2 separate regions of the Homo sapiens genome follow, and region 1 is linked to region 2. A link is a loop called in an ENCODE intact Hi-C map of the cell type or tissue named here. Cell type or tissue: PC-3. All regions are shown on one strand. Links, peaks and the distances in the headings refer to the core of each region. The heading gives the core; the rest is flanking DNA. Region 1 overlaps LINC02465 (long intergenic non-protein coding RNA 2465). Region 2 has its middle 250 kb from the start of C4orf33.

Region 1 (10,940 bases), core at 1,227-9,226, 580 kb before region 2:
AGTGCTGGTTATAAAATAAATAGATCTAGCTGAACAAATAAAAAATGTTTGCTGCCAAATAATATCTTAATTTACAGAACTTAAAACTATACACCTAAGCTCTGGAGTATTTTAGTTTTTTAAAAAAAAATTTAATGAGGCAAATACTAGTTTTTTGTTTGTGTTTTTAGTAAAAGACCCTTTAAGTCACAAAAAACAAGCTAAAAAGCTTAAATGAATTTCTGAGAAATGCAATATATATTTACCTGAACATGATTAGAAACCAAGATATTATTTTGACATATATGTGTACTTAAAGCTAATTTAAGCATATCTTCCAAAGAGTAAAATCATAAGAAAAAAAGTATTTATTCAAATAGGAAAGCCAGAAATTGAGGGTCATAACTTAACTGTCCTAGATGTCATCAAAAAAGCTGTCAGAAAACTCTACTCATCTAAGATAAAATATTTTCTTCAGTAAATGTTTTAGTTGTGTAGCCACATTTTTTTAGATTCAGGGTTTTTATACTGTAAAACAATTGTTGTATATTAAAAATATTCTTGGAATTATTTTTGCATATCTGAGATAGTGTAGTCCTGACTGAAGGAAGAAATCAACTAAAAGTTTCTTAGCATGCTTTCAACTCTGGAGGATTACAATTCCATTTAGCCTTCAGATATTTCCTCCTCAGTATGACATAAAAGCTACATCTAAAAATCTAAGTAAGTAAATCAGAATAAATATATTGAGAAGTCAAGAAGCTTTTATTTTCAATGGTATAACCTAACAGTCTTTTATCTAGCGTCTGAATAGTACCTGGCATAATACTTAGAATAGTATAGACATCAATGAAGTCTGATTGCATGCAGAAAATATACTTGGTCTCAATCAGAGTTTAAATGTCAATCTCCAAAATGTAATGAGTTTCACAATCGATTCATCATGGAATTGTCCAGAAACAATAAGTGTATAGAAAATTTGCTGTATACTGTCCCTCAAACAAGGGAGTTAATATATGTTTCATGCAAGTTGATTCTTTTCCTTTAACTTCAGAGATTTTTTGTAAGCTAACATCTCTTCTGAAGACAGATTGATAATAACTTATGACTTTGAGGTCTTAGGCCAGTCTATGATATTATTGCCAGTTCAGAGAAAATTGTCTTTTGAATGACGTGCAATCTAACCTTCAACACTAATCATTTAGTAGGCCTAGCTAGTGTGGAGTTCAGATATTAAGAATACCCAGATTATAGATGCTATTCTTTTAACTCCCTCTTCTTGAAAAACCAAATCTATGCTTTAAGATTCATATCGAAACTCTATTAAAAAAATGAAGGGCGAGTCAATGAACTTTCATGTTTCTGTATAGAATTTATACCCCAAATACAGCAAGAATAAAACTTAGAAAAATATTATGAATGTTTTATGGTCATTCAAAATCTATTTAATATAGTAAAAAATTGCCTATGTTTTTACAAGGTGGAAATATTGTCATTTATACAGCAAAAATATATTTTTGTGTTTTAGTCAGTGTTTAAGAAAATCTTGCAAAATTGAAGATGTATAACCTTCCATCTAGACACTTGATTTAAAAATAATATTAAAGTATCACTTCACAGAACAAGTTTTCTCACTTGCATACGCATGTGATGATGGCAGATGGAGAAATGTCTAATGAAACTACTGATTAAAGACCAACTTCAAGGATATTTGAAAGAAAGATACTTTAAAATATATAGATCTTAATTATTTTAATGTCTACTTCCAAAAGAAATCCAAAAGTCTCTGTCTTCTCATGTTTTCCTTGAAGAGAAAGTTCTATTTTAATAGGAAATATGCATAAATCCTTTTTAATGGTTAGTATAATTTTCTTCACAAATGGAATGATAGAATTCTGACTAGTATTATATTTGCTTTACATTTCTTTTTAACACCCGTTTAACCACAAATATCGGCAAACAAAGCTATTCAGATTAACTAAAACATTTCATCTACAACTTCAAATATTTTTTAGGTGAAAATTCATCTAAAGGGTTTGCTTCCTTATTTTAAAAAGTATTAACATTTCCCTGTTAGCTTATTTCTTTATATCTTGCTTGATTGCTTTATTTTCAAGAAAGTGTCATACTACAAAGAGTACAATTACCTTCAATAAAGAATAAAACATCATGAGGATAAATTGCAACTGTATCAATAGGAATTGGTAACTAGTATAGAAATATGATTCTTGCCCAGGGGAATAGTTAAAGTTGAATTGAGTTGATAGGAAGAAAATCCAAAGCAAGAAAAGCAAATCTGAATTCTCGTTAAATATTTTTTGGAAATAGAATTGAAAACAAAATTTTATCCCAGTTCAGAAATCCTCTGCAGAAAGGTAGTAGAGAAAGAAAACCTTTTTTATCGTTGTATATGTAAACATTACACTAGACTGTAATGAGCATCACAGGCAATCTGCTAGGAGATTATAAAAACAGAAATCTCACTCTTTATTAATAGATAGCCAAGAAGATACAACCCATTACCTATATGTTTTCAAGATACACAATAACTAGCTCTCAAATAAGAGGACTTGAAAACATCATTTGTCATACATAACCCACCTTAACTTTACGTGGTAATTAAAATGTCTGCCTGTGTTAGCTAAATAGTTTTACCTGAAAACGTACATACATACACACACACACACACACACACACACACACACACACACACACACACACCATTTTCTTATGACAGTAGGTAGTTTTGCAACTTGGGGCAAGGTGATCTCCATGAAAGCTAGGTTCCTATCCATCCGCAGAAACTGGCAGATAGGGGTGCTATCTTCCTGGATGGTTGTATATTAAAGAAATTGCTCCCAGGCTCTTGAGAAAGACATTATTGGGTCATGAAAGGCCAACAAAGGCCTATGTAGTCTTCAAAAGGATTTATATGCATTTCAAAGAGTTGAGAAAATACACATTTTTTTTCAAGCTAAAATGCTCTGAAAAAACAAAGAAGAGATAAAAATCTTTCATTTCTAACAGGAAAAAATCAAACCTCTTATTTTTAGTATGCATTTGTCCTAACAATACAAACTACTAAGATTTATTGAAAATAAATCATTAAAAGAGAAGTACTGATTTTTTAAGAATTATTAAAATCAAACTTAAAAAGCAAGTTTACTATGTCCCTTAATTCTTAAATATAAGCAAATTTGAAATTATATTCATTATTTCCACAAGAGATGCTGTAACCGCCCAAGGGGTTCACCTTGCCTGCTGCCTAGAAAAAGCCGATTCATCAAGACAGGAGAAAGGCAATGGCGAAAGAGTAATTCACGCAGAGCCAGCTATGCCGGAGACCGGAGTTTTATTATTACTCAAATCAGTCTCCTGGAGCATTTGGGGACCAGAGTTTTTAAGGATAATTCGGCGGGTGTGGGCTCCGAAAGTGGGGAGTGCTGACTGGTGGGGTTGAAGATGAAATCATAGGGGGTCGAAGTGAGTTCTTGCTGAGTTCTGGGTGGGATCGCAGAACTGGTTGAGCCAGATTATCAGTCTGAGTGGTGTCATCTGCTGCATCGGAATGCAGGGTCTGCAAAATATCTCAAGCACTGATCTTAGGTTTTGCAATAGTGATGTTACTCCTAGGAGGAATTTGGGGAGTTCTAGACTCTTGCAGCCAGGGGCTGCATGGCCCCCAACCCGTGAGATATCCAGTCTTTTAGCTAACTTGTTAGTCCTACAAAGGCAGACTGCTCCCCAGGCAAGATGGGATTTTTCGGGAAAGAGCTATTATCCGTTTTGTTTCAGAGTTTAAACTATAAACGAAATTCCTTCCCTAGACCAGTTTGGCCTACACCCAGGAATGAACAGAAAGTTTAGAGGTTAAAAGGAAGATGGGGTCGGTTAGGTCTGATCTCTTTCACTGACATAATTTCCTCAGTTATAATTTTGCAAATGTGGTTTCAATGCTATTCTTAATTTAAACACTGTCAAAGTTATTCTGTTACGGATCCAAGGATCCTTTGCAGTTTATGAATTTTCCTTTACCATATTCAAGACTTAAGCTAAGGAATTATGGGGGGAAAAAGAAGCCACCCTTGTAATTATTGATTTCTGAGATTTGAACTGATGAGTAGTTCATTTGGGGAGAAATCTAATCAAGTCTTAGAGATTCTGAACTGAATAGGATCCCCAGGATTTATCTTTTTTTTAGGTACCTTACTGATCAAAGTGAGGTGAGGCCTTTGGTTGCTAAGGAAAACTGAAGAAATATTAGATATCTATGAGTTAATTTCATTCTTCTTACAGATAAAATGGCAACCCAGATTATTTAATGGACTTTTTGTAGATGAAACTATGACTAGTACCTACATTTCTTAACTGAATAATGTTTCCTCATTATACCACATTGCCCCTTCATAGACTCTCATTCCTGATAATACACTCATCCCCATTATCAAGTGATAGGGTCTAAGGCCCCCTAGTGGATGCCTGAAACCCCCTGTAGTACCGAATCCTGTATATACTATGTTTTTTCCTATACACACAAACCTATAATGAAATTTAATTTATAAATTAGGCACAATAAGTGATTAACCATAATAATAAAATAGAACAATTATAGCAATATAGTAAAATAAAAGTTATGTGATATGGTCTCTCCCTCTGTCAAAATAATGTGCTGTACTTAGACTCTTCTTCTTCCTGAATCTGTGTAGGCTTTCCCTACTTCCAATAACTAGGTTGGTGTCACTCATTTCAGGGAATTCTTTGCTGATGTCTGTGTACATTCAGTGCTTTCTGGAAGAACACCTTGCCACCAATTGGAACACGTTGTCTGTTCATGTCTTCTCCCCACAAATTTAATGCCCATTCCATCTTTAATCACTTATCATGCACTTTTGTTTAACATTTGCAGTTTGAAGTGTGACAGCAAAACTAGCAAAAATTTTTTTATTCTTCTTCACAATTTTATAGATAGAAGATTCTTACCAAGGTTCTTAGCAACCTCTGCACAGGATTTTTTTTTTTTTTCTTTCTTTCTTTCTTTATTAAGTCAAGAAGTTTTGGACAGGCGTGGTGGCTCATGCCTGTAATCCCAGCACTTTGGGAGGCTCAGGCGGGCAGATCACCTGTGGTCGGGAGGGCAAGACCAGCCTGGTCAACATGATGAAACCCCATCTCTATAAAAAACAAAAATGCAAAAATTAGCCGGGCGTGGTGTTCCACATCTGTAATCCCAGCTACTTGGGAGGCTAGGCATAAGAATCGCTTGGACCTGGGAGGCAGAAGTTGCAGTGAGTCAAAATCACACCACTGCACTCCAGCCTGGGCAACAGAGCAAGACTCCATCTCAAAAAAAAAAAAAAAAAAAGAGAAAAAAAAGAAAAAAATTCAGCTTTTTACCTAAAGGAAGCACTTTAAATATTCTCTTCAGCACTCCAAATTGCCAGCATCATCACTCTTGCACTTTGGGGCCATTATTAAGTACAATATAGGTTACTTGACACCAACACTGCAATACCACCACAGTAGACCTAATCATCAAAAGGGCTACTAAGTGGCAAATGAGTTGGGAGCATGCACATGTGGCTACACTGGACAAAGTGTTGATTCGTATCCTGGGCAAGACAGAGTGGGACAGCACGAGATTTCATCACACTACTCAGAAAGGTGTGCAAAGTAAAATGTATGAATTCCTTATTTCTGGAAATTTTCATTTAATATTTTTAGACTGTAGCTGACCATGAGTAACTGAAGCAGTCGGAAGCAAAACCACACATAAGGCGGAATTACTGTGTATCTCTTAACTCCTCGCATAACCCAAAATGGAATCACAAGTTTAAGGTTCAATACATTGAAATAATTCTGTAGAACTGAATAATATCTTAGTATATTCTGTGAGAATTTATTCAAGAGTTTTAACATATTTTTTCATTCTCAGAATTTTCCCATTAGTTAAAATTCTTAGAATTTCTCTCCAGAATTTATTATTCCTTTTTAGTTTTTATACTGTGCAATGAGTTCAGAAGCCATGGCCTTTGAAGTATATGAAGACTGCCTAGGATGCTTTAAATTTTAAGGCATATTTAATATTATATGTTATTATATATGCATGTGTATTTACATAACACATCACTAGAAACATCAAAGGTTATTTATTTGGAGAAGGGTGGAAGGATAAAAGAAAGAGTGAAAACATACCAAAATAACTTTTCTCAATGCAACAGCATTCCTCTGGGTCTGTATTAATAGTGCAGCACCACTGGGCCATAGCTGGCTGCAGTGCTTAAGTGAGGGTATGATGTGGATTTGCTAAAAGTACTTCAGTTTGAAATGGAGGTTCTGCAATTCCTAGTTATTGATGGTATAGTTTGTAACATTATTTTTATTCAACCCTGACCAATGGAAAATTAAAACAACTTTGATCACTTTGGAAATTCTAGGCTTGGCTTTTCATTTGTAACTATCAATTATTTAAAGAATAGTTTAAAAGGGCTCTTGGAGCTCTTTTTTTGGGGAAAATTACAGTAATTTAGGTAGCAAATGTGAATGATCTCAAGTTTGTAGTTCCATATGGAATAAAAATGCCTTATAAAACAGTCACATTGCCATCTACTGACAGCTTTTTATAAAAGAACCAACTTTTTCTTGTTAGCCCAGCTGTCTGACTATGCACTTAAATGATCTATTACTTGACATGTGGCAGTATAAAAAAGGGGAAGCATAGTTATCCTTTACTCAATACATCTACTTGAAATAATCTCACCATTCACAGCAACCATTTCAAGCTATTCAATGTTTCACTTTTATATACTGCAATTAGATACATTTATTAATGGCATTATTGCATAGTATTTCATAGCTGGTAAAACTGTTTTTGGGAAAGTGACTACAGAGGGTATGTTAATAAATCGGCCCTGCATGTACAGTACATAGGGACTTGCTAATAGGATTTTCATAATAACAGCATTTATCTCACAGCACATTTTATAATACCAATCACTATGTAACAGCAGTGTTGTTATTACATTATGCGAAAAATAGGATGTGTGTTAAGGACATGCATTATAACCTGAAACACAAAAGAACAATGGTACTTGAAGTACTTGTGGATCAAACCATTTTCATTCACATCTTTTTTTTTTGGAAATTTTTTTGCTTCTGCTAGAGTTGATATAAGAAACACATCTAGTGCTGTTATAAAAAGATCAAAAATTTACATCAGTACTCCCAATGAACTAGTAGCTCTAGAGGGTAGCATCCTGATAAACAGTAACTATCATCCTATGGATGGTAATAACCAAGTCTTCCCATAGGTAGTAGTAATCGTCTCGCATACCAAATGCATTTCACTTCCCAATTTAATTCTGTAGAAGTATGTTATTAATTTATCTTTCTTCCATTTTCTAAGATGTGGAGCTTACAATTAAAATTTAACTTTAAAGTACAGTATTATCTTTCTACAAAAGTCTTGAGTACTTATATCAGTTTTTCAGATAACCACATGCTGTGCATGTTTTACAAATTGAAAAAAAAAAGAAAAAAAGAACATACACACATTTTGGCCATTCATAATAATAGCTGGCAAAATAATTAATACACAAAAGCTGAGCTATGACCCTTTTGTAACAATAACTATGTAACTCAGTTGCTCATAGTCTTCGCAAACAGCAGACTTTTTTTAACCTAAAATTGCTTAGAATAGCTTAAATATATTTAAAATTGATTCAGGAGATATATAGTTAGCTTATTGTTTTACTTGTTTTTACTTGAAATAAATCAATGAATGGAGAACATACATTACAGCAGAATTGAAAGCCATCCACTATTAAAGTAGGGCACACCATCATGTATTTTGTCATAACTGGCTCTACCTGGATTTATTATGAAATAGAGTGAGTTAAAGGTTTCCTTGACTGAGGATCCAAGAAAGCAGAACATTCTGCTCTGAGAACTCCAGCTGAGTTTGAATAAGAAATCATTCAAGAATAGATGAAAGGCCTAGATTTTGCTGCCTTTCAACTAGTTCTAAATTAATGTTAAAGATTTTTGCTACATTTCCTGACCTTGCAAAATAGAGTATTTTCAAATGATAATGTGGTTATAGCCACTATTCAAAAAATCAAGATAGAAAGATATTTAGGTCTTCCTTTCCCCCCATGCAATTCACTTAAAATAATGCAAAGAAATATGTGTAGATTGTAGAACAACTCCATTAAAAGAACTATGATTTCGTTTCATAGAAACTGTATAATGAATTTTTGTGCTTAAACTGTATTTTTTTACTTTATACTGTTTATTTCATAGTAAAACTAGTATAATTGGAATAAAAAGTATTATTTTAAATTTAACATGACAGTTAACCATAGAAGTAAAAATACAAAGCAAATCAAAACAACTGGAAATACAGAAAATTTTGCGGTGACAGAGAGAAGTTTGAACTGGTAAGAGTGAGGGGGTGGCTTTGATTGGGCAGAAGTCAGCCCATAAAAAATAGAAAGGATCTATGGGAGCTCTGCTTCTGTTTCTCTCCTGAAACTACATTAAAACAAAAGGTTCCTGTCCTCACCTATGACTATTCAGAGCTCTGATACAAGTATCTTCAAGAACAAAATCGGAACAACACAGAAATCCTGTGCTTATGGGGGAGCTGACAAAATGGGGAATAAATTTGGAAAGCTACTTTCCTATACCTTCTCCTTCAAACTCCCTGATTGGTGGATTCGTATCTATTGCAGAGATCCTCGATTCTAAAGCTAATTCTTCTTGGGAGTCAAAGCGTGAAACCATTTACCTAAGGATTTGTTTAATGGGGTCAGCCATTATTAATGGCTTATTGATAATTGGGGTTTTCCCCTCTGGGGCTCATCCATCCACATTTCCCCCAAAATTCCTTTAGCGTATTGGAGTTGACACTTGATTTCTGACTTTCCTCCATAAGCATTGACAGAGTCGCTTTTATTCCTAAGGGAAAATAAACTCCTAGATATAAATAACAAGACACTTGAGAAAGACGCTACTGGTTTTGTCAGAAGTAGAGTTATTAAAACATATTTATCAAGATTTAAAACTGGTCAAATAATAAACTAAAAAAGAAATGGAAAGATAATATAAAAATGCAGCAAGAGTAGGAAAAAATACTAAATAAAGAGAATATATCATATACAATAGATAAATAAAATAGGTAGAATTAAGTTATATGGTTAGAGATGAGAAATGTATTAGTAAATGGGAAGATCAGCTCAAGAAAACTTCTCAGAAAAAGAAATAATTTTAAAAATGTAAAAGATTAAAAGATAAGCTAAGAGATAGGGATATTAGAAACCAAAGTGCTAATATTTAGATAACATATTTATTTCAAAAACATAAGAAATAAAAATGAAGAGTAATAAATACTCAAAGTAATAATGAATATACATTTTCCAGATTATTTGATGTCCCAGTTTGAAAGGGCCCTGAAAGTTCTAAAGAGAAATGATAAAGAAAAACCCATACTTACATTTTGTAGGGGAATTATAGAATATCAGAAAGTGAAGAAGGCTTAAATAGAAAGATTGCAGGATAAGCAAGCCTCAGAGCGTGAATGACATCAGAACCACAAACAAGGTGCCAAGAGTTAGGGCTGAAAATTGTGTAAAGAAAAATTATGAAAAACAAAAAAAATAAGGTCAAGAGAGTACGGAAACATTGTTTATTAAGCTCACTCAAAGATTATTTAATCATGTAGGGGAATGCATTTCTGTTTGAATTTTACCATTAATTAAAGAGTTCAGACTTTCAAAGTTATACATTAACTTCTTATTGTTTGATAAAGATGTAAGGAATATTCATTTTAAAAAGATTATCTCCAACATATAGTTTTTACTGTTCTGTCAGACCTTAACCAATTCTATATTTAAACTTTAAAATCCCTGTAAATTCTGAGTTCCTCAAAATACTTTCGGAAACAACTTTACCCTGTTCCATGCTGAAATAAAACCAGACATGATTTTTGCTTAGTAATTTCACATCAGTTACGGTTACATATTTTACCATTTCCATTGTATTCTCAGTATTAAAGCAGTTTTTAGAAGTGGCAATAGTGTAATTTTTGAATATCCATTTAATTACACATATATGCATTCAATCATTAATGAGTTAATAAATCTTTGAGAAACATCCATTTTATATTTGTATTTTGGTTTTGTATTTGTACAAAACATCCATTTTGTATTTGTATTTCTAACTTGTGAAAATTATGCTTTGACACCTGGAATCTGGAAGTAATATTTTGTAAGAAAAGATATTTACAGAGACCAGGCACAGTGGCTCACGCCTGTAATCCCAGCACTTTGGGAGGCCGAGGCAGGTGGATCACAAGGTCAGGAGATCGAGACCATCCTGGCCAACACGGTGAAACCCTGTCTCTACCAAAAAATTACAAAACTTAGCCGTGCGTGGTGGCGCATTCCTGTAGTCCCAGCTACTCAGGAGGCTGAGGCAAGGGAATCACTTGAACATGGGAGGAGGAGGTTGCATTGAGCCAAGATTGTACCACTGCACTCCAGTCTGGTGACAGAGTGAGACTCCGTATCAAAAAAAAAAAAAAAAAAAAACTAGAAAAGACATTTACAGAATCTTTTGTATGTCCACATCTTCCATAGCCCAGAATATTTTTCTTGAAAACAAGATCTATGGGATGATATTTGTACCCTCTACATGAATTTGTAGAGATTAAATAAAATAATACATATAGAGCACTTACCACAATACATGGCTGAATAAGCACACAATAAATATCAGTTCTTGTAACTTTCACTCTTAAAAATAACCAAAAGAAATATGTAACTTAGCCTAAAAACCATTTATGTAACAACATAGACTTGGAAAAATTCAGACACTTGTAGCCAGAAAGAAAGCACATGGTTTTAAAAACCTCTGTGGCATATTTATGTTTTTTTTCTGCACCTATGTATACTTTGATATCTAAT
Region 2 (10,940 bases), core at 1,407-9,406:
TGTCAGCTTGCTCTTTGACTAGATTCTTAACTACTCTATGCATGTTCTTTTCTTCAAAAATTATCTCATTTGTTGGGGAAAAGACAATCTTTTACACAAATGGTGCTGGGAAACCTGGATATACACATGCAAAAAAAAAAAATCAAGTTGTACCCTTACCTTACACGCTGTATAAAAGTTAACTCAAAATGGATCAAAGATCTAAATGTAAGAGCGAAAACTATAAGACTCTTAGAAGAAAACATAGAAGAAAAGCATAATGACATTGGACTTTGGCAATGATTTTTAAAATATGACACCCAAAACACAGGGAACAAAAGAAAAAATAAGTCAGATTACAGAAAATTAATTTTTTTTTGCACAAAGGACACTATTAACAAAGTAAAAAGGCATCCCACAGAGTGGGAGAAAATATTTGCAAATCATATGTCCAATAAAGGTTTAATGCCAGAAATATATAAAGAACTCTTATAACTTGACAACAGCAACAAAAAAAATTATTTTAATGGGCAAAATACTTGAATAGATGTTTTTCCAAATAAGATATATAATGCCCAATAGGCACATGAAAAGATGCTCAGGAATTTCATTAGGGAATTTCAAGCCAAAACCATGAGATATCACTTCACACCCATTAGGATAAGTGTCATTTACAAAATAAAACAAAAAACAAATGTTGGTGAGGATGTAAGGATAACTGGAACCCTCACACACTGCTAGTGGGAATGTAAAATAGTGCAGCTGCTATGCAAAAACAACATGGCAGTTCCTCAAAAGTTTATAAATAGAATTACTATACGATCGAGCAATTCCACTTCTGAGTATATATCCCAAAGAATTGGAAGCAGAGACTTGAACAGATATTTGCACATTCATGTTCATAGCAGCATTATTTGCAATAACCAAAAGTTGGAAGCAACCCAAGTGTGCATTGACAGATAAACAAATAAACTGTGAGATACATCTATCCATCTACATATTAATATATAATACTCCACTATATATCACATATATATGGAATACTGGTATATATATATATATATATATATATATATATATATATGAGCATTATTCATTCTTTACAAGGAAGGAAATTCTGACACACAGATGTGTCACTTCTACACAAAAAGCAAGTATTGTATGATATAACTTATACGAGGTATCTATTATGGAAGAGTCAAATTCATAGAGAAAGAAAGAAAAAATGGTGGATGTCAGTGGCTGGGAGGAAAGAAAATGAGGAGTTGTTATTTAGTAGATATAGAGTTTCGGTTTCAGATTTTAAAAGCTCTGGAGATGTATGATGACCATGGTTGTACAACAATGTGAATGCCCTAATGCCATTGAACAGTCCACTAAAAAATGGTCAAAATGATAAATGATAAATTTTATGTTACGTATATTTTACCAAAATTTAAAAAGAAATCTAATTTGTTTCTACTTTGAGTGTCTTTGCTCCTTTAGGTGAAAATGTCCCCAGCTTTGAAAATTGAACTTTGTATTCAAGACTTCCGATTAAATATTACCCCTTTTTTAATGAAGTCTCTCAATCAGATGCAACGTCATCCTCGTCTGAATCCTAATTACAGTCCTATAATTTAACCAAGTGCACTACAATGCCCATTTCATATATCATTTGATACTCGCAAAAAAATACTAATCTATTTAAATGTAAGAAATTTGGCTGGGAAAAGTTATGCAACCTGCCAAGGTCAAACCACTAGTGTGTGGCTGAGCTTCCAGTCTGTGATTTCCAGCTTTAGATGGAGCCACCCAAAAACTACTAGATCTAACTTTTCTGCACTAAATATACACCACTTTGAATTCATTGTTACTTATAAGCTCCTTTAGTATAATTCTACTAGGCTATAAATTCTTTGAGAACAAGGACCAAGTCCTAAACATTTTTGTAACACCAGCAATCCCAAGCATACGTTCAATCAATCATCATGGAATTGATGAAATAATAATTTGTGGGTGATTTACATAATAACAGAATGGACTCTACTAAGCAAACACACATCAATCATCTAGAATTGAAGGACATAAACACTATAAAAGATACTGTATTCCCGATATCAAACTATAATATTTATCTAGATTGATGAGATATCCAACCAGTTAATTCTTGTGAAACAATGTTGTTCAGAAGAACCAAAAGTGGCTTTAGCTGAGTAATACCCAATTTCTGCATTTGCTTTAACTCCTCTGCTATTTACGAACTGTGTTATTTTAAGCAGTCATCCTCAATGTTTTGATAAAGATTATTACCGCATCTTAGTTATTGGTTTCTGTAAAATATTTTATACTGTTTCCATTTAAGCTAAACAAACCAATACTTTGATATACTTTTTTTTTTTGAGATGGAGTTTCACTTTTGTTGCCCAGGCTGGAGTGCAATGGTGTGATCTCCGCTCACTGCAACCTCCATCTTCTGGGTTCAAGCGATTCTCCTGCCTCAGCCTCCTGAGTAGCTGGGATTACAGGCATGTGCCACCACACCAGGCTAAATATTTGCACCTCAATGATTTGCCCAGATGCTTGTCTAGGTCATGGTTCTAACCCAATATATTGTATAGCAGCTGATCTCTAAACTGGACTTAACTTTTTAACATTTATTTGAAGATTAACTGCAAATGTGTAATATTAGCAGCATGCTCTGCTCACTGATGTTATGCCAGAAGCCTATTAGGCATATAGACTTTATGTTCAATTATTTTACTAGTCCCCATATATTACCAGTCCTTATCATTAACTAGGTTCCCCTTTATTCTCTACTTTCGATAATTATATTCTAACTGACCTTATAGTTTTCTGAGAAGAACAGAGTAAAGATTGCAGAATGTACTACCAAAGACATGTTGTTTCAATGACAAGCCATGGTCATGTGCTGCGGTCATGGAACATGGCATTTCCACACACTCTCACAACGTCATGGCCACACCTGCAGCCTAAAAGAGGCAACCTTCCCCTTAGGAACAGGAGCTCTTTGAAGCCTGCCATGTTGATGAGGCACTGAGTATTTTTAGAAGACCTGTGGGGTTCATAGCTCGCTTCCGGGGGTATGTCTGTATGTAAGACTTTCACTGTCTTGTACATGACATAGTAATGCAGTGTGGATCAGAAATAGTGAGCAGTGTTTTAGAACAGGGAGGTTTTCCTCTGGCACTTCTCCTAAAGGTTTTTTTTTCTCTTAATTTGACACTCGACTCATCTAACTTTTCCATATTTTCTATGAAATAAGAGAAGGCAACCTCAGCATCTTGGCTGATGCCTCAAGGCACTGTAGAAACAAGAATGCGAGATGCCACTCTAATGAGCTTGTTCTCAAGCCATAGCCTCAGATGTATGTCTACCAGCAGGTGCACACTCAGCTTTTTGCACGTGTTTTGTAATCATTCTAAGGTAATTGCTCTCTGGGTCAGATTTAAGCTCATTCCTTCACACGAAGCCAAAGCAGGCACTGCACACTAAGGGAGGCTAATCTTGGCTTGGGAAATAACAAAGGCCTTTTCTGTTTTATAGCCAAAGAGACTGAAACTCAAGAAAGATGGGAGGAATGTACTTTAGGCAATTTGTAGCTATTTTGCTTGATTTTCTCTTGAAGCAATAAATAACTGTGCTCCCTGCTGCTGGTATTTTATCAAGCTCTGTTTGTTATAACAGTGTATTATGTTCCATACAAGACAGCATCATTGAGCTTTCTTTTCATGTTTCTCTACTACAGTTTAACTCTGTGAGGAGCAATACCCATGTACCACCAGGATGAAGAAATAGCAGAACCTGCTGCTAAATGCCACTGCCTGAAGGCAGAGTTCCCCTATTAGGAACGAATGAATGCCAAGTTGGCTTCTTTCATGTAAATTAATGTGGTGAAAAAAAAATAAGCAGGTGCCTCTGGATTAACAACAACTCCCTGTGGACAATGACCTTTGCCACTGAGAATACCAAAACAAGAGAAAGTTGTCTCCAACATAGTCTACCTGACCCCTGCCCGCAAGCCACCCACTATCTTCTAAACACAGAAGAACAGCAGTAGTAGAAGTGGATCTGTGAAAATGGTCCTATCGATTTGGTTTTTACTGAGGTGTGGTCTAGTTTGTTTCTCTGTAAAAGGCAGAGGAGTCACAGAATATTGCCCAATTGGTGTCATAATGACGTGAGTTGCAACTGACCAGAATCACTGTTCTTCAAATTATGAGACTTATGATATGGAATTTGCCTACCCACTCCCAAAGCCTGTACTCACCGTCGATAATAATGACAACTATAATTGTTACACATATTCAAAAGCATTTTTTATTTTCTTTTGTTTTATTTGGTCCTTAGAAAACAAACATAGATAAGTAGGTAATTATCATCCTCATTTGTTATCTCGACCACAAGGAAATCACTGATATATAAAACTCCTTTGGTACCTCAGCTTTCCTCTCTTTAATAGAGGGTTTTACAAAGCTTTAACTGTTCACTGGGCCTGTGTGAATCCACATCACTGAGAATAAATTGCACAACACTTTCAAATGCAGAAGGGCTGTGTCTGTGCTTCACATTCAGCTGCCTTCTCCTTTCCTCTTATGAATTACATTTAAATGAATTATGGCACAACAAGACCTGCCAAGCCTAAACCTAGGAGTGTGTGAATGAGAGCACCCCATAAGTAATAAGCGATCAGAGCCGCCAGCAGGGCGCATGGCACCCAGGGCCCTGCACTCCACACTGTCTTCCCAGTGCTGACAGGAAAATCTTGTGCCAGGAAGAATCCATCTCTTCGGAAGACAAGAAGATCCTAGAACTAGTAGTAGCAAGAGTCTACTGCAATGAGGAATGGGGGAGGCAGAGCACAGACATTCCTCTTTACTGTGTGCAGCCAGTAAATCTAGTTGTAAAGACAAGTAAACTTGAGTGGTGGGAGAAATGTTCTCCATCTGAAAGTCCCGGGGGCTCAGTAAATGTTTCCTTATTAATAATAGTTTAGAGACGAAGCCTTTTAACTTAGGAACTTTTAGGAGTCATTTAGGGCATAATATATTAAAGAATGCTACGACATTAAAAGTAATATAAATAAAGGAAATGTAGTCTGCGTAAAGATCATTTGGATAATTATTTCATCTCTTTGCATCCATAATTTTGAAATAAAATATAGTCTTTCCTCACTTCATCTGCAATAAATCATTTACAAAAAGTAAGTGGCTTCACAAATAAATGACTGTATCTATGACTACTCTCCCAAAATCAATAATACATTTATTGATAATTCTGCATTTAAAGGTTCATTTCACCTTAGTATTGACATTCTGTCTCCCCTGCCATTTCATTAGATTTAAAATTTTTCATTCTTGGTAATGAACTGTAAGAAAGTTATATGTTAGAAAGTGGCCCCATTTCAGAGCTGGGCAATGCAACTCAATATATCATTTTCTATTAATTACCACAGTCAGTAAAGTTTCTTGTTTGTGTGCTCAGCAAAATTAAAGTTAGGAGTTTTTGGCTTCATTTTGTAAGCCAAGATTCCCTGACTTGTCCTTAAATACACCACTTCGCTGCTCTATAAAATAGAGCAATATATTAAAAACACACTTCCTCTGAGCCTTCAGATGAGACTTGAGTTAGTTCAACACATTCTTTTGAGTACTACAAAGTGACATTTGGGTGGAGAACTACCAGCGATTCAGACCCAAAATGTAACACCTGCCTTTGAGAAGCTTACAAATGAATGAGACAGCAGATAAATAAACAGAAAATCTCAAGGTGAAGCAGGAAGCTCTAGTCTCTAGGTTTGTAAATGGGTAAATGCGGCATGGAAGACGGGTGTTAGCTCAGAGGGGTAATTTGCGGAATGCTGCATTGATGAGATGACATTTAAACAAAGTGTTAACTTTTTTAACATTAAGATTTCATGACGGAATGTAAAACATAAATGAACACGTCTAACTGCATCAACTCACTAAGCAATTTAATAAAATCATTCCTACAATAATGTAGCACGTGACCTTTTGTGAAACTCTATTTGGGAGCATAATTACGTGGATGAGCCAAAGTCCAATCGCAACACAAAGTCAATGCACAACCTCAGAGGAAATAACACAACCGGGGGAATACATAAGTTTTCATCTCCACCTTATATTAATGCTGTGATCCCATTAAAAAAAAAGTTACAATAATTTTAGACGCTAGCGTAGGCTGGATTAGAAAAGCGGAGTTTTACTGCCATCTCCTGGCAGTACTCGATGATGGCTGTCAGTAAAATGATACTGGATTCTACCTGCAGGCTCAGGCAAAATAGTACAGACAGAAGCGGAAATGCTTATCGTTAGCTGTTTTATTAGAAAGTATACATTTAAAACTCATTTCCGATGAAATGAATTTTCTGAAACTTTATTTCATCTTATTCTGATCGGATAAAAAACTTAATGCTTTTTTTTTTTAGTAAGTTTTAAACTGGTAACCCCAGAACTGAAGAAATTCTTTATTCACATCTCTTGAATTTGTTATATATACCTTGTTATTTCCAACACAATTGAATAAGATACACTTTAGGGAAAAGACTGTATTTTCCATCAGATTTTCAATTAGCTGAAACAAGATATTGTTTGCACTTGAATGAAGTAGGCTACAATATATTTCATATGTTGTCAAACGAAATATTTAAATGTCTTCTCTTTGTCTTGGTTTGAGAGCAGATTTTATGGCACCAAGTCCATGCACCAAATTTGTGCTTCTCCAACTCTCCCTGAGGCCTTTCCTTAACTACAAAACCATTTACGGCAAAAAAAAAAAAATTAACGAAACCAATCGTTCCATTACTTGCTAGCTTTCATTATATACTGAAACATCTATTCAGCATTTGTATCTGCTAATGCAACAGAAACTCATCTGCTCAATGAGATTTATCACTTTTTTTTTACATGTTCACAAGATATTGCTGTACATTTTGCAATGGGTCTTTATTACCTAGTAATGATGCCTTGCAAATTAAATTAGTTTTTAATGGCATAGTTAAATTCTAATTTATGTTTCGGAGCTTTGTTTAATTCATTTAGTTATAATGTAATCGTTTTCTTGCTATTTTCTTACATTGCATAGAAAGAACAAAAGAATAGGGGTTCATCTCATCACATTCAGTTGTCTTGGCTTTATTAAATCTTGTCAATAATTGCATTTCCCCCAAGAAAGTTTCAAAACAGTTGCAGTCCAATTCTTCGGGGAGAAAAAAAAAGAAAAGAAAAAACCTCTCTGGCTCTCTGGTTGCTCAGCAGTCTGTATAAGGAAGTTGAATCAAACTATTACTGTAACTCCAAGGGTTGGTTAGATATTGCCCTTCCTCATGCTCATTATAACCCTACCGTGCCATGTAATGTATTGGGCAATTATTCTTTTGCAATAAATTCCTTTCCTGTGAGCTCTTTCTTTCCTGAACATTCAGGAAAACTGAAACCAAAAGTGATCATTAGCAGCACAGAAAGTAATCTTTTATAATGTCTACTTGCATTTTCTTCCCTCTCAATCGACAGGTCTTTCACAGACCTGACTGCAATAACCTTTTATAATGCCTTTTCACTAGGGTCCACGCTGCAGGAGCAAAAAAGACCTTAGCAAGTTTCACGGTTTTAAGCCAGAAACTGAGTTATGGAGTTGCATGGGAATAATTAATATCATTTAAAATTTATTGAGCCGGTTTGACCCTACCTTGGTGTTGGTAGTTTTTTCAGGAGAACTAAAGCACACAGGGGGCATTTTAATGAGGACTATTTGCAACACAGGCTGTTTAAGTTTCCATCCAAACAAGGACAGTTTTCAGGCCCATTCTTCCTTTTCTTCCAATGAGAAGAGAAATTTCATATTCTGGAGAATTCTCCCATTCCAATTTTAATGTGTGCATATCTTCCTGAATGTCGTTTCTCCCGACTTCTGGGTACAACATGCAGATGACCCAGGTGAGAAAGTCACAGTTCGTGGTTTTCTCCTGGTTGCATGGATTCCACTCCTCACCCTGACCACCATCTTTTAAACTCCTGATCTTGATGACCAAAAAGATCAGTAAACCATTTTCTTCTTCTGGAAAAGCAATTTGCCACACCAGTCCTACCAGCTAGGAAGCAGGAGTGACAACTTCAAAATGAAAGCAACATTAAAAGGAATAACTTTTCATATTTCTTACAAGGATAAAACAAGAATATGTGATGTTTGGGTGAGAAGGAGATTGACTGTTCAGCACATACCTTTATTACTCTTTTAAGTTTTTCTCTGTGCATGCTCGACTTTTTCAAAAGCTTGCTAAAATATAACAAGGTGATATAAGCATGTGATACTACTCCTGATTTTAATTCTATTTAATATTATACCTGTTAAACGATGAGAAAAAGATAAACTAGGACACCAAGATTCCTTTTACATGAAATAATATTTCTGTAAGAAACTAATGAAGAATAAAAGCCGCCTTAATATTAATCCCCTATTTCTCTGAACTTTCTTGTCTTAAAATTTACTGTTGACAAAGACTAGCACAATATCCACAGTGTGGATCCAAGATTATAAATTGATCCTTAAGATTCACTTATGAAGGAGACACATCTGCACTGAAGTGAGCTTAGAAATAAAAGAGCATTTGTAGAAAAAGTAATTTGCTTCGAAGCTCAGCCCTGCTCTCAGCCACTCATACACTCCTGTCCATTGCCTAGGAGCAATGTGCTGAGAGTTGAATTTGGCTCACAGTCAATAGCCTCTTTCTTTAGCCTCCCAGGTGTTACATAACACACCTTGCTTTCTGCCTAATTCTCCCCTGAAGTTATCCTCTTCTTTTCCTAATATTGTAGTTCACACTGATGGAGATATTGTTAGAATCTCAGAGGAGGAATGAAAGCTTTTAGGACATGGTTCAAATAAAAATGTTGTTGATTGTGAAGGCAATTTTCTTTAAATATAGAATTTTCTTATTTGTTTATTTCCACTCAAAGTAACTGTGACCTGTAAAATAGAAGCATTCATGAATTAGTTGACTTATGAGTAATCCTTATCCCCACATCCAAACAACGGGGGGTCTCTAAGCTCTTGCCAGTAACACAGCAGCCATTGGAGAACCCAGAACTCTATAGATTTCTGCCCTTCTGCAGCTTCCCAGTTGCTCACTGTTATGGGTTGAATTGTGTTTCCCAAAAAGATATGTCGAAGTCCTAACCCTCAGTATTTGAGAATGTCACCATATTTGGAAATAGGGTCATTGCAGATATAATTTGTTAAGATTAGATGATACTGTAGTAAGAGAGGTCCTTAACCCAGTATGGCTAACATCCTTCTAAGATGCAGCACATGGGGGAAAAGGTCAAGTGATGACAGAGGTAGAAGGTGAGTGATGAAGCTGCCAGCCAAGGAATGCCAAGGATTGATGGCCACCACCAGAAGGCAGGAAGAGGCAAGGTAGGATTCTACCCAGAACCTCAGAGGGAGCCCACATGGCCCTGCTGACACTTTGATTTTGAACATCTAGTTTCCAGAACCATGAGAAAATACATTTCTGTTGTGTTAAGCCCTCACAGTTTGTGCTATTTGGTATGGCAGCCCTAGGAAACTAATAAACCTGCCCACCTACTAGCCTCGCCATGTCCCCAAATCAACCCTAGTAACAACCACTTCCACTTCCCAGGGGTCTATGGGGCTCAGAAGTAATTATGAGGGTTATGGATCCAGGCAATGTATTTTATTCATATTTCAGGTACACTGGATTCCAAAGACTTTCATGACAAGCCCACCATCAAATTATAACACTCTTAATGAGGACATGGTTTTAAATTCCAAATACTTTTCATAAAATGAATTTTTAGAACATAATCTGTTTAAGTAAGATTTACCTATTCAGAGAAGTTGTATTGTTTTTAATACACCTTAAGTTTTGCCATGAAATATTATGCAGCCGTAAAAAAGAATGAGATCATGTTCTTTGCAGGGACATGAATGGAGGGCTAGAGGCCATTATCCTTATCAAACTAAGACAAGAATAGAAAACCAGATACCACATGTTCTCACTTATAAATGGGAGCTGGATGATGAGAACACATGGACACATGGACACACAGAGGGGAGCAACACACATTGGGGCCTTTCAGAGAGTGGAAGGTGGGAGGAGGGAGAAGATTGAGAAAAACAACTAATGGGAACTAGGCTTAATACCTGGATGATGAAATAATCTGTACAACAAACCCCCATGATGCAAGTTGACCTAGGTAACAAACCTGTACTTGTATCCCTGCACTTAAAATAAAAGTTTAAAAAAAAGTTTTGCCATGAAATTGAGGTGTCTAGGAGTACTTTATTTTTAACCTAAGAAAAATCATATATTTTCTAAATAATGTTACCTTGTCCATGAAAATAAAAGTGCAATTGGGAAAGTTTTGGTTCGGCCTGAAGGAAATCTGGTAAGACCAAATACATATTTCTCCACTGGATATAAAAGGAAAAATAAACAATTATAGCTTTTATTAATTTTCAAAGGATAGAGAGAGAATAGCTTTAAAGGTATTTAGTCTAGTTTTGAAGGAAACATGCAAGTCTAGCAACACAGTCTTTTATAAGTGTATGATTGTTTGGTTTGGAGATGCTGGGGTATCAATTTCACTCCACACAGGATGTTGGCTCAGGAACTGGCTGGTTCTTTGCTAGATTGTTCGGAATACACAGACACTTCCAATAACCTTATCCTCAGCTATGCATTGTCATGAACCAACCCTACAGTGTTTTACAAACTTTTTGACCTTGTTCTAAATTAAGAAATATACTTTACACTATGACCCAATGCAAATAGACCTCTACATGAACATAATTTATATAAATATATATAATTGAAACAAACATTTCAAAAAGCAATGCTTGTCTTTTTAACTTATAATATATTCTCATATTTTTCATTCCTTCCTATATCATTTAATGATGCTGACCTTGATCTATTA

What was found. Hi-C counts contacts between places; a loop is a spot of excess contacts. Peaks named below come from ENCODE experiments on the same cell type or tissue, not always from the same donor. Only the 100,000 strongest peaks of a DNase experiment are listed, where the experiment ranks them.
Region 1: a loop joins it to region 2, with 4 times the contacts of the local background. A loop is called at or near these places in 2 of 110 quality-filtered maps.

The regions. Positions count from the first base shown.
Region 1 is chr4:129,922,778-129,933,717 of GRCh38, reverse strand. All of the region lies in intron 13 of LINC02465 (long intergenic non-protein coding RNA 2465), which reads right to left. Among named protein-coding and RNA genes, the nearest start is that of LINC02465, 160 kb to the right of the region's middle. In PC-3, for the core only: CTCF peaks have their summits at 4,466 (motif pointing left) and 6,582 (motif pointing left); no DNase peak of the experiment used is centred there.
Region 2 is chr4:129,339,439-129,350,378 of GRCh38, reverse strand. No RefSeq gene overlaps it. Among named protein-coding and RNA genes, the nearest start is that of C4orf33, 250 kb to the right of the region's middle. In PC-3, for the core only: a CTCF peak has its summit at 6,211 (motif pointing left); no DNase peak of the experiment used is centred there; H3K4me3 peaks cover 1,003 bases.